Regions from separate parts of the Homo sapiens genome. Here all the other regions are linked to region 1. The links are chromatin contacts, found by Hi-C or POLR2A ChIA-PET in ENCODE. All regions are on one chromosome and are shown on one strand. The core of a region is the stretch at or near the end of the contact, and the rest is flanking DNA. Distances in the headings are between cores, read along the strand shown.

Evidence for each region. Hi-C counts contacts between places; a loop is a spot of excess contacts on that map. ChIA-PET counts read pairs that join two places held with the same protein, here RNA polymerase II (POLR2A). Pooled maps may share reads with other maps.
Region 2: a loop to region 1 is called in a pooled map, with 4 times the contacts of the local background. The contact joins the enhancer-like site here to the promoter of LINC01359 in region 1. A Hi-C loop is called at or near these places in 6 of 50 pooled maps. POLR2A ChIA-PET finds 5 or more read pairs at or near these places in 2 of 52 experiments (activated CD4-positive, alpha-beta memory T cell and activated naive CD4-positive, alpha-beta T cell).
Region 3: a pooled map shows a loop between it and region 1 (4-fold over the local background). The contact joins the enhancer-like site here to the promoter of LINC01359 in region 1. A Hi-C loop is called at or near these places in 4 of 50 pooled maps. POLR2A ChIA-PET finds 5 or more read pairs at or near these places in 4 of 52 experiments (Caco-2, HEK293T, PC-9 and 1 more).

What each region holds. Positions count from the first base shown.
Region 1 is chr1:65,000,901-65,004,791 of GRCh38, reverse strand. LINC01359 (long intergenic non-protein coding RNA 1359) reads left to right here and starts at 2,316. Exons shown (of 7, transcript NR_119383.1): 1 at 2,316-2,463. It also overlaps a transcript of JAK1 not described here. RefSeq lists a silencer at 1,951-2,090 and an enhancer at 2,221-2,300.
Region 2 is chr1:64,825,261-64,828,884 of GRCh38, reverse strand. All of the region lies in intron 11 of RAVER2 (ribonucleoprotein, PTB binding 2), which reads right to left. Among named protein-coding and RNA genes, the nearest start is that of RAVER2, 82 kb to the right of the region's middle. RefSeq lists an enhancer at 1,575-1,754. Within about 2 kb of position 1,709, at least 5 of the 41 ENCODE cell types and tissues checked have a DNase peak (open chromatin) inside an H3K27ac peak, as active enhancers do.
Region 3 is chr1:65,252,135-65,256,288 of GRCh38, reverse strand. No RefSeq gene overlaps it. Among named protein-coding and RNA genes, the nearest start is that of DNAJC6-AS1, 55 kb to the left of the region's middle. RefSeq lists silencers at 1,540-1,609, 1,700-2,199. Within about 2 kb of position 1,913, at least 14 of the 41 ENCODE cell types and tissues checked have a DNase peak (open chromatin) inside an H3K27ac peak, as active enhancers do.

The sequences.
Region 1 (3,891 bases), core at 1,067-3,566:
AAGTCCCAGCTTCTTCCTGGATAAGAAGTTGTACTTGGATTATATTATTATAACCACATTGTAATTATTATTGTGGAAACACCACAGACAACACGTAAAAGAATTTTTAGTCATAATCCCTACTTATAGTCTTGATTCCTTTGATCTTCACATCTACTTGTTTTGCAATTTTGGTTCCTAAATCAGACATTTGGTATAGTTGGTCAGCCTAGAAACGTCAAAGACAAAAGCTGTCTAGCTATTTGCAAGATTGTCATTGAAGTCCCTTGTGTTTGCACAGATTGCATCTGTCTATTCTGAAAGATGAGCAACAAATCCAGTCAAAGCCTGAGTGAAATAACTGACAATCTTAGATCAACCCTGATGGTCACTCACGAGTCCAGCAGTTTCTATGCAGAGCACCAAACACCTTACTTACAAAAGTAAGGTTAGTGGGAGCTTGGTATTTTCCATATCATCTTGGAGAAGCACTGTTTTGCTTATTCTGTTTTTCCTCCTCCTCCTCTTCCTCCTTTTCTTCACATATTTTGTGTGAATAAGAAAGTACTATTGGCTAGGCAGGTTGGCTTATTCCTGTAATCCCAGCACTTTGGGAGGCTGAGGCGGGTGGATCACCTGAGGTCAGGAATTTGAAACCAGCCTGGCCAACATGGTGAAACCCCGTCTCTACTAAAATACAAAAATTAGCCAGGCATGGTGGTGCACACTTGTAATCCCAGCTACTCGGGAGGCTGAGGCAGGAGAGTCAGTTGATCCCAGGAGGCAGAGGTTGCCATGAGCTGAGATCGCGCCGCTGCACTCCAGCCTGGGCGACAGAGCGAGAATACGTCTCAAAAAACAAAACAAAACAAAAAAGTGTTATTTATAGGAATAAGAACTAAAATGCCTTGTTAATATATTGTTTTGGCATTGCCAAATTTAGCCTATTTGAGTGCATGGATTGCATTTGGGGATTGCTGTTTTCTTTTTTGTTTTGTATGTTTGCTTTAGATGCGTAGACAGAGGGAGTGGAGTAAGGCTTTACAGAGATTACTACAGAAGGCATTTTTTTTTTTCATAAAGAGGGGAAAACGCACCCATCTCATAACAAGAATTTGGAGTCAAAACGAGACAGATTCCATTCCTGCCTTCCACATTAATTAGCTAGGTGACTTTGGGCAAATCACTTAACCTCTAGGTTTTCTCATCAGCAGAATGAAAGCGTTGGCCTATAGACACCCATTTAAATCCCTCCTCCAAATACTCATTCGTTCGATATTTTCTCAGTGTCTACTAAGCACAATCATTGTTAATAAACACTATGATTCTTGGAGAGCTCCAAATCGTGTCTCTGCTTTTAAGCATCATTCCCCTTCCTCCTTTAAAACCAGCGCCTGACTTCTCCCCCAAACAAATCGAAACACTTTTACCGTCTGAAAATGTACATGGGAAAAGAAACGCGTTTCATTGCAGTCACCCGGCGCCAACCTAGACCTGGCGGGCCAGCGAGCTCGTGAGATTTTCTTTCTTTCTAAAGGACAATCTCCACATTTTAAAGGGCAACCCAGTTACCCGAAGAAATACAACTTAAAGGGCGCCTGGAGCCAGGCCGGGACACCCACCCACGCTTTTCTAGGCTGAGGAAACCTGGGAAACTTTTGGGCTCCCGCCGAGTCACGCGGCTGTTCCACGGTAAGAATTGTGCAATGGGGCGAGTCAGGCGGGCGTCCTAGTAGGGAAGAAGCGGGGGAGGCTGCTGCGGTGCCAATGCTTTTCTTAAAAAAAAAAAAAAAAAAAAAGCTAGGTTGTCTCACGCCGTGCGAGGCGCGACGGCGCGGCCGGACAGCCCGGTTCCCGCTGGCCCCAAGCCCGGGCCAAGAAAGCATCGCTTCCCCGCCGGGACCTGGAAGGAGCAGCGCGTGCGTGCGTCCCCTCCCGGGGGCAGAGACTGCCCGCCCGCCACAGCGCTTTCCTGGGACTCTGCGAGGGGCCGGGGTGCGAGCGGGAACTGCGGCAGGCGCAGACTGGCCACATCGATCGTGGCGGGGAAGTCCGGGCTCGCGCTTTCGGTAAGAGCGCCCGGGCTTCCAACTGCGCGGTGCCCCCGCCTCCGCCGCCGCCGGCCAGGCTCGCACTTTCGGATGGTGACGCATCCAGCTGGCTCCGCGGAAGCCTGCGCTGAAACCTGGAGCCCTCCGGGGTGGCCTACTCCTCAGCGCTGCGTTACTGAGCGCTCCCTGGGTGCAGGCTTGGTGATCCAAGTTTGGTCACAGTCATCACTTATGTCACTATCCTTGTGATGTACATACTATAATTAGCGTCACTTAGAAGTGAGGAAACAGGCTCCAAAAGCTTGTTACTTGCTTGTAGTCAAACAGAAGGCAGAGCTGCGAATCAAATCCAGGTTTGTCTCGACATGCCACTAGCTCATACTTCCCTTGGATCAGCCACTAAATGGCTTTCACTCCAGTGAGCAGCGACCAGGTAACACATAGGACGGGTGCGTGGCGGTACCGAGCCCACTGCCCAGGGGCAGCGGGGGCGCTTGCTTCTGGCTGGGGCTCACTCATTTGCCCAAATGGGCTGTAAAATATATACATACACACCCATATATGTGCATATATACACATACGTATATACACACAAACATACGTATATACGTGTGTGTGTTTGTGTATACATACATATTGGACAGCATACCGCAGACTCTGAGCCTCAGTTTTCAATCTTGTATTGGGATCAGGGCACCTATTGTAAGGAGTAGTTGGAAGATGAAATAAGATAGTTTTAACATAGATGCCAGCATCTCGGGGACGCCTGATATATGCCATTTTGCTCTTTTTGCAGCACTCCTGGGGACATCAGGGCACTCACGCTCCTTAACACTGGACAGGAGACCTGCGCAGTCATTCTAGGTCAACACCCTCTCTGACAGACTAGGAATTTAATCCACTCAACGGGAAAATCACTTACCTGCATCACCATCTAGTTACTGACAGACACCAAGCTAGGGTTCCTGCTACCCCTCAAACACACATACCACACACTCACACTCAAACACTTGCTGCCCCTCAAACACACATACCACACGCACACACACTTGCTGCCTTTCAGGCACACATACCCCCCCCCCCACACACACACTTTCTACCTCTCAAACACACATACAACACACACATTTGCTGCCTCTCAAACACACATATCACGCACACAAACACACTTGCTACCTCTTAGACATACAACACACACACTACCACACACACACGCACACATGCACCCCCTCTTTTCCTCCTGGAAGATTCAGACCAGCTCTGGGGCCTGAACGTGACTTCCTCCGAGCGTTGGCAGTGGCGTGGGTGGGGACCTCCGGGAAGGCGAGCAGAGGAAATCAGTCACTGCACTCGCCGCCAGCCAGCGCACAGGGAGAGGGGGACCCAGCCCAGAGGTCCCGCCCCCAGCTCCGCAGGAGGCCTCTGCTGGCGGAGGCTGGGCCCCTTTTGGTAACAAGGGGAATCACTGCAGCCCAGTGAAAGATAAACGCGTGGGTCGGGCTGTGGAATGTCCAAAATTATGAAGATTAAGGAAACAGGCTTTAGGATTCACTTGAAAAGTGAAATCGGCGAATGAAAGTTTTCTAACATGATGAGATCTTGGAAATTGTCCACTCCATTTTTGGGAGGGGTTTAATAATCACTGCCCAACTAGAGCAGCTGTTTTTCCCCTTCCAACGCCCCATTTTGTGAATTGATGCTGAAATAACTGGCCAGGTCTTTCCTTTGGGCACCCTGGAATGTTGGGAATATGAATGGCCTCTTAGTAGAGTTGGAGCTCCAAAGGAAAGGACCCTTTAGAAACAAAAACTTCCATGGCGCCACCGCACTCCAGCCTGGGCCACAGAGTGAGACCCCATCT
Region 2 (3,624 bases), core at 460-2,959, 180 kb after region 1:
CCCAGTTATAAAAACAGAAAGTCAAATGATGTTCTCTTCAGGAGCTGAGGAGAAGAGGGGGAAAAGTGCAGTTTATTAATTATCAGATTTTACTTTTGTAAAATGAAAATCTAGAGATCTGTTGCAAAATAATGTAAATATACTGAACATTACTAAACTATACACTTAAATATTTAATAGTAATTTTATGTTTTTATCACAATTAAAAATTTAAACCTTAAAAAAAAAAAAGAAAACGGGTTTCACTGTAGCCCATGTGATACTGGGAGAAAGGTAATTCTTCTGATACGCCCTATCAAAGATATCTAACTTCTAGTGTAAGGACTGGTGAATGGGGAATGATGATTTAAAATTTTGAAAGAAAGCTCAGTGCTCTGGGAGAAATAAATTCCTACATAAGAACCACAACCACAACCACAACAAAACACAAAAGAGGGAAAGAATATAAAGTTAGCAAATATTTTTCCTTCTATTTTGTATTTGTAGGATCTAGACATCCATTCCTTCATAAGTGGTCTATTGCGGGCACTGGGCTTGTGTGCTATGAGGTTTACCTGGATGAATGAAACTTGGACTATGCCCTCCCACAGCTCATATCCTAGGAGGGGAAGGAAGAGGAATGCAAAACATAATTCTAAAAGGGGACTGTCACTTTGACAAAAGAGAAATAGAAGTGAAGTGCTAAAGCTTTTTCCAGACAAGGAAAATGGGCGGGGGGTGGGGGGGGTGGGTTTGAAAGGTACAGGCACTGGTTTCATGGATAAGATAGCATCTGAGTTAGGATTTGGAGATGAGGTCAGATATGGACATGAGGAGATAGGTGGTGACCCTTCCAGGAGAAAGGCAGGGCCTGTGCAAAGGCAGATGGCAAAAAAGCCAGGCCTGTGATGGTAGCAGCTGGCAGGCAGAAGAGGGCAGTGGCAAATGAGGTTGAAAAATGAAGCTGGCCTCAGTCATGGAGGGCTGGAACGCCAGGCTAAGGACTGTAAACAGGACCATACCCTTGATCTTGGAATATGGCAAGATTAATAAGCAGCTCTGTAAAAAGTATGGCAATGAAGGAGACAGGCATTATTAAGTCTCACCAGGAGGCTATTGAACTTGTCCCTATTAGATACTTGCATGTGAGCAAACACACAGATTATATGTGATTTAAGACTTGATTTAAAATGTAGCATGAAACTTACAGATGAGACAGAACAAAGTGGTATATTTAGAAAATCTGAAAACAATTTTGATGAGCATTTATGCTTTGAATACCAAACAAAAGGAAGACCTTTAGAGAAGCTATAATATTCTAGTTTTACATGTCTAATATTCAGGTGGAAATCAAACACAATAGTCATTTTAGAGGACTTCATCTTTAGCAGGGTCTTTTTTAGGGTTGGCTGAAACCACTCTATGAATAGTTTGCACCCAGTGGTTCCATTCTGTACTTTGGAACTACAATCCAAGTCTAATACTTCCTTATCAGAATGGGCATAACTTCAACGGAGGCCCCTCACCCTCATGCCCCTGGGCAATCCTACTATATCCCCACCCTACCCTGCCCACTGATCTCCACTCCCCTAAGTGACTATTGCAAGCCTTCTCTTTTCTCGAAGCTCCAACAGTACACCCTCATCTTCACTCTCAGCTGATGCTTTGCTTTCTATTTCACCAAGAAAACAAAATCGAAAGAGAAATCTTAAGACGCACAGTGACTAACCCCTGGTGTCTTTACTTACCCTCACTTCCTTGGTGATCTCATCCAATTTCATGCAATTCACAATTATAGCGATTTACAGGAATGCGATGGTTCTCAAATATGTACCTCTAGAGGCCCATAACTCTCCCCTCACCTCCAGACTTGTATAATGAACACCAATAAAGGAACATCTTCACTTAGGGATCTTATGTCTAAAACGTACCCATAAAACTTGCTCCACCCACACAGTCTTACCCATCTCAATCAATAACAAATTCATTTTTCTAGGCCAAAACTCTTGGGGACTTGGCTCCTCTCTTACCCTCGTATACCCCACTGACTCCAGCTTCCAAAAATGTCTCCAGTCCAGCCACATGTCACTGCCTCTGTTGCTTCCAGGCTTGTCCAAGTCAGCATTTTTACTTGGATTGTACCACAGCAGCTCCCTAACTGACCCTGCTATGTTCTACATTCATTATTTAACACAGCAGCTAGGCATGTTAAACTATAAATACAGTCAATTATCCCTCTACTCAAAGCATCCCAGTGGCTTTCTATCTTAGAGTAAAAGCCAAAGTCCTTACAAGGGCCTAAAAGGTCCTAAATTGTCTGTGCCCTCTGCCTCCCCGACCCCACTGTGACATCATCTCCTATTCTCCACTTTGCTCCCTCTTCTTCTGCCCTAAAGGTTGCTTGCTGTTCCTTTAACAGACCAAGCATGTTTCTGCCTCAGTACCTTTGCACTTGCTGTTCCCTGTCCCTGGAATGTACTTTACATAGATATTCATGTGGCATACTCCCTAAAGTTCTGGTCTTTGCCCAAGAATCAGTTTTACTATGAACCCTTCCTTGACCACGTATTTAAACTCCAAGACTTCCCAGACACTCTTTAGCCTCCATCTTATTTTCTCTGCAGCGATCACTATTCCTTTTACTAATTTTTTCCCCTAAATGTAAGTTCCATTCTTATAAGGATTTTGATGTTTTGTTCATTGCCATATCCCTAGTGCCTAGAACAGTCCTGTCATATAGTAGACATTCAGTATATACTGGTTGAATGAGTAAATGAATACCTTTCAAAAAATATTTTCTAAGCATCCATTCCCAGCTCCTTCAGCAAATAGTCATGGGCCATGGTCTCTGACACTCTGACATGGAAAAACTGAACACCGTAATCTACTAGAGCCTACCAAAGCAAAGGTTAATGTGCTTCTCGCTTTGGGCACCTGCCCTCTCGTTAGAATTTCAAATTAGTTGGCTCTTTTAAATGTTGCTCACCAATCCAATCTTTTGCACACATCTACTATGAAACCCATTCTCTATGCAGTCGCTATTTTATTCTTGGATTTTAAAAAGTTAATTTTCTTTTATTAAAGCAAATCTTTTTATTTTCATGTAAATGTAGACTTTCTTTTATCCCATTGATTTCCAAGTGAATGTAGAAACAGAATGTCACAATATCATTTGTTGACTGCCAGTTTTTAATACAATGTATCTTAAGCTCAATTTTTAAGCTCATGTCAATAATTGAACTGGTGGCTAGTTTTCAAAGCCATCGTAAGAATTGGGGAAAGGGGAATCTTGACTATCCCTCAGAAGATTCCTTTGGGATATGTTAATGTCAACAGTGAATTCCATTAGGCTCATCTGCTATCAGTCCAATTAAAGATATTTATTATTGTTGTTCTTCTGAAAAGAATATAAGCATCTAGCAGGTAGCCCTTTAAATACAAAATGAAATTTGTTTTCAGAAAATTCTGCCTCAAGGACTCCTCAGTCTCACCCTTACCTTCAGCCCCACTTCACCTTTTCTAAGTCTTGTCTCTTCAGTGGAGTCAGGTATACGGAGAACCAAAATGGGACTGCACTAGTTCTCCTGAGATCTGAATCAAGCCCCTAATGTCCCTTTCTTATAGCTTCAAGTCCAGCTTTTAGAT
Region 3 (4,154 bases), core at 664-3,163, 250 kb before region 1:
AAAAAGTAGGAACACATACTTAAAAGCCGGCAAGATGACAATGACAAGCTGCAGAGTCTCCCTAACAACCACCAATAGAAAAGCTTGTTTCCAATGCAATAAATAAATATTTGAAAGATAATTATTGCTGGTCATTTTCAAATTTATTTTTATAATGCTTAATAGGTGCTAACACTTTATAACTACTAACTCGTTTAATTCATTAATTTATTTAATCCTCAAAACACCGGGGGTGGGTGAGGGGGACTATATCGATGGCAGGGTCCTGGTGCAATCTGGCTCTGCCCTGCATCCGGTCGGCCATTTTAGAAATAAGGCATGTCAACCCCCCAGAGGAAGGATCCTCAGATGATGGAAACAGACAAAAAGGACAAGACAAGACACATTCATAAGCAGTATCTACACAGTACCAAGCCCTGCACTTAGCCTCGTGGGGGATGCAAAGATGAAATGGATGAGAATGTGGAATCTTTAATACCAGATGAACAGTGACAAACGCTCTACAGGTGACGAAATGCTAAAGGAGGGGTTACAGGTGGCAGGAACCACAGAGATTTCAGCGAGGAGACTGCATTTGTGCTAGTCTTGGCAGGAGGGTAGGAATCCGGCAGGCTGAGATGCGAGCATGGACACTGCAGACAGAGAAAAGCCGGGAGCCCCCAGATCAGGTCACTTCCCTGCTTAGCACACTTCAGTGTTTTCCCAGCTCACGTAGAATAAAATCCGAACTCCTCTTCATGTTCTGCCCAGACCTCGATCCAGGCCCTGCATCCCTCTCTTTCCCCTTGCTCAATTCAGGCACTCTGGGAACCTTTCCACTTGCTATTCTCTATTACTCGGCTTCACGCTAGAGTAACTCCTAGTCAGTCCTCGGGTCTCCGCTGACTTGCAATGCCTCGGAGAGGCCTTCCCAGTCCGCCTGCCATGGAAGCTCGGGGACCTGCCTTTTTTCCTCTGTCAGCAGACTGATTCCCTCTAAGCGCACATAGCAATGTGTACCGGGCTTTCTCTGTTTTGCGTGTGTAATGTCTGTCTTCCTCTCTAGAAGTAGTTCCAAGATCCGGGCTTTGCCCATCGTGTTCTCCGGCCAAGGCAGATGGAGGGGCTCGATAAAAATTGTGGAATGAATGAATGGAGTGAGTCAGTGATTGGCTGTGAGTTGAGGCCCTGGCGAGGACAGGACTGAGTGTGCTTGGAAATAGTTTATCGTGGCGAGAGCTTCGAAATCACCGCAGGCAGGTAGAGAGGAGGTGGGTACAGGGCGGGAGGACCTTGAAGGGAGCCTCGGGTTCTGATTCATTCCCCCAGTAGGCACTGCATTGCAGGCGCCAGGCCAGGTGCTGGGGGCCGGGGACAAGCTAACCTCAGTGAGGCTGTGTCGCCGCGCCACCGTGGCTTCCCTGTGTCCAGAGCCAAAGCAACGAGCAGGGGCTAGAGGAAAGGAGACTGTGCCGACATCAGCCCCTGCGCTTCCCCAGCGGTCCCGGTACCCGCGACCGAGGGTCGGGTTCGGGCGTCGCCTAGGCATCCAGGCTCCCAGGGCCGGGAACGCGACCCGAGAGACCGCCGGGGACGGCCCCGCCGCCGCTGCGCCCCTGCCTCAGGGTAACAGGTCCCGACCGGCCGCGCCCACACTCACCCTGCGCCGCCTGGCGAGCTGAGCGTGGCCTCCACAGCCGCCGGGTCGCCTTCCACGGCCGCCGCAAGGAAAACAGCTTCCGGCTCTTCTGGCCTCCCTTCTCAGTGGCGCCCATCGGTGCGCCGCGCCCTCCCCCGCCGCGGTCGCCCGAGCCGAGCGCCACCGCTCGCCGCCGCCGCCGCGCGTCTGCCAGGTGCCGGGCCGCTGCTGGGAGATGCGCGCCGGGGGCGGAGCTTGGGGCCGGGAGCCGTGGCTGGCGCCGACAGGGGAGGCTGCCCGGCTCCGCCCACACGGCGGCGCCTGGCGCCCGAGGCGTGCGGGTGCGCGCGGGCCCGCGCCGCTCACTCGGGGGGCACCGTTAGCACCCTTTATTAACACAGGAGTCCTAGGGGGCTCTCACCCGTTTTATCTCCCTGTTACAAACCATACACTCCACACTCCGAGAGGGTAAGGCATCTGCCCACAATCACACAGCGCTAAAGAAATTCCAGAGCCCTAGACTCTGACGATGTTTACTCACACCGTGCTACCGCCTCAAAATGAAACATCACGTTAGAACGTGGTTTTAGTTCTGACAGATATTCCTGTTTTCCTAATACAAGAGATTACTAGTCACCCACATGATTTTTTAAGAACTTGTTCTATGTCCAGTTACTTTTACACACATTTCATGAAACCTCATTGCAACCCCGTGGTGTGGGAGGCGTTTCCCATTTTCCAGATGAGGAAACTGAGATGGCAGAAGTGAGGCTCCCTCACCCCATCCCCATGCCATCACTGGTCTCTGTTGAGATTTTGCTTGGAATTGGGAGAGACTGAGAGGAAGATCAAAACCAATGCCCTTGAACACGACCTGGCTGCAATAATAATAGCTAATATTTATAGAATGCTTTTTATGTGGCAGATTTTACATACATCATCTTATTTAACCCCTCCAGTAATACTCGTGGGGCAGAAACAATCTCCAAACTCAACAGATAGGGAAACCGAGCGTCAGAGAGTACAGGTTAGATATCTAAAACCTCAGTAAAAAGGTTTTATGTTAGGTCAAATTATGAAATTGCCATTTTTGTAGGCCCAAATAATATCAGACAAGAGCTTCTATCGGTGACCAAAATTAAAATCACCAGTGGAGATCGGACACGGTGTCTCACGCCTGTAGTCCCAGCACTTCAGGCGGCTGAGGCAGTCGGATCACTTGAGCCCAGGAGTTCAAGAGCAGCCTGCACAACAAAGCAAAAACCCGTCTCTACCAAAAATGCATACACACACACACACACACACACACACACACACAGACACAAATTAGCCAGGCATGGTGGCACACACCTTCAGTCCCAGCTACTCAGGAGGCTGAGGTGGGAGAATCACCTGTGCCCAGCGAGTTAGAGGCCGCAGTGAGCCGAGAAGGTGCCACTGCACTCCAGCCTGGCTGACAGAGTCACGTTATCTAAAAAAAAAAAAAAAAAAAAAAAAAAAAAAATCACCAGTGGAGACAGGTGAAAATCGAATGCCTGCAGATGTGATATGCTGAGAAAGACACATCATCTATGGAGTATTCTGGCCAAACATGCACAGCATGAAGCTAATCATGGGGAAACATCAGATAAACCCAAAATGAGGAATCCACTATTAAAAGGAGCAGGGAAGTGCTGTATTCTTCAAAAGTATCAATGTCATAAAATAAGAAGAAAAGCTATGGAGATATTCTAGATTCAAGGTGACTGGGCTGGATGCAGTGGCTCACACCTGTAATCCCAGCACTTTGGAAGGCCGAGGCAGATGAATCACCTGAGGTCAGGAGTTCCAGACCCAACATGGCGAAACCCCGTCTCTACTAAAAATACAAAAATTAGCTGGGCATGGTGGCGTGCACCTGTAATCCCAGCTACTCGGGAGGCTGAGGCAGGAGAATCACTTGGACCTGGGAGGCGGAGGTTACAGTGAGCCAAGATTGCGCCATTGCACTCCAGCCTGGGAGACAGACCAAGACTCCATCTCAAAAAAAAAAAAAAAAAAAGGTGACAGAAGAGACATTGCAGCTAAATACAATACCACCTGACTCTAGACTGGACACTGTTTTGTAGTTTTTTGTTTTTGTTTTTTAAGGCTCTAAAGCACATTACTGAGTTAATTTTACAAAAATGTGTATATATATATATATATATGTAGCAGATTAGAGAAAAATGTTTATCAATAAAAAACTTGCTGACATTAATAACTACACTGCGATTATGTAAGAAAATATCCCTATTTTAAGAAAACACACACTGAAGCCCCACACGGTGGCTTCGCCTGTAATCCCAGCACTTTTGGAGGCTGAGGTGGGCAGGTGGCTTGAGCTCAGGAGTTCAAGACCAGCCTGGGCAATGTGGTGAAACCTTTTGTCTCTCTTATTAAAAATTGAAAAATATAAAAAAAAATTTAAAAAGAAAATACACACGAAGGCATTTAGGAATAAAGAGCCACGATGCATTTAACATGCCTTCAAATGATTGGGGGTTGGGGAGGAAAG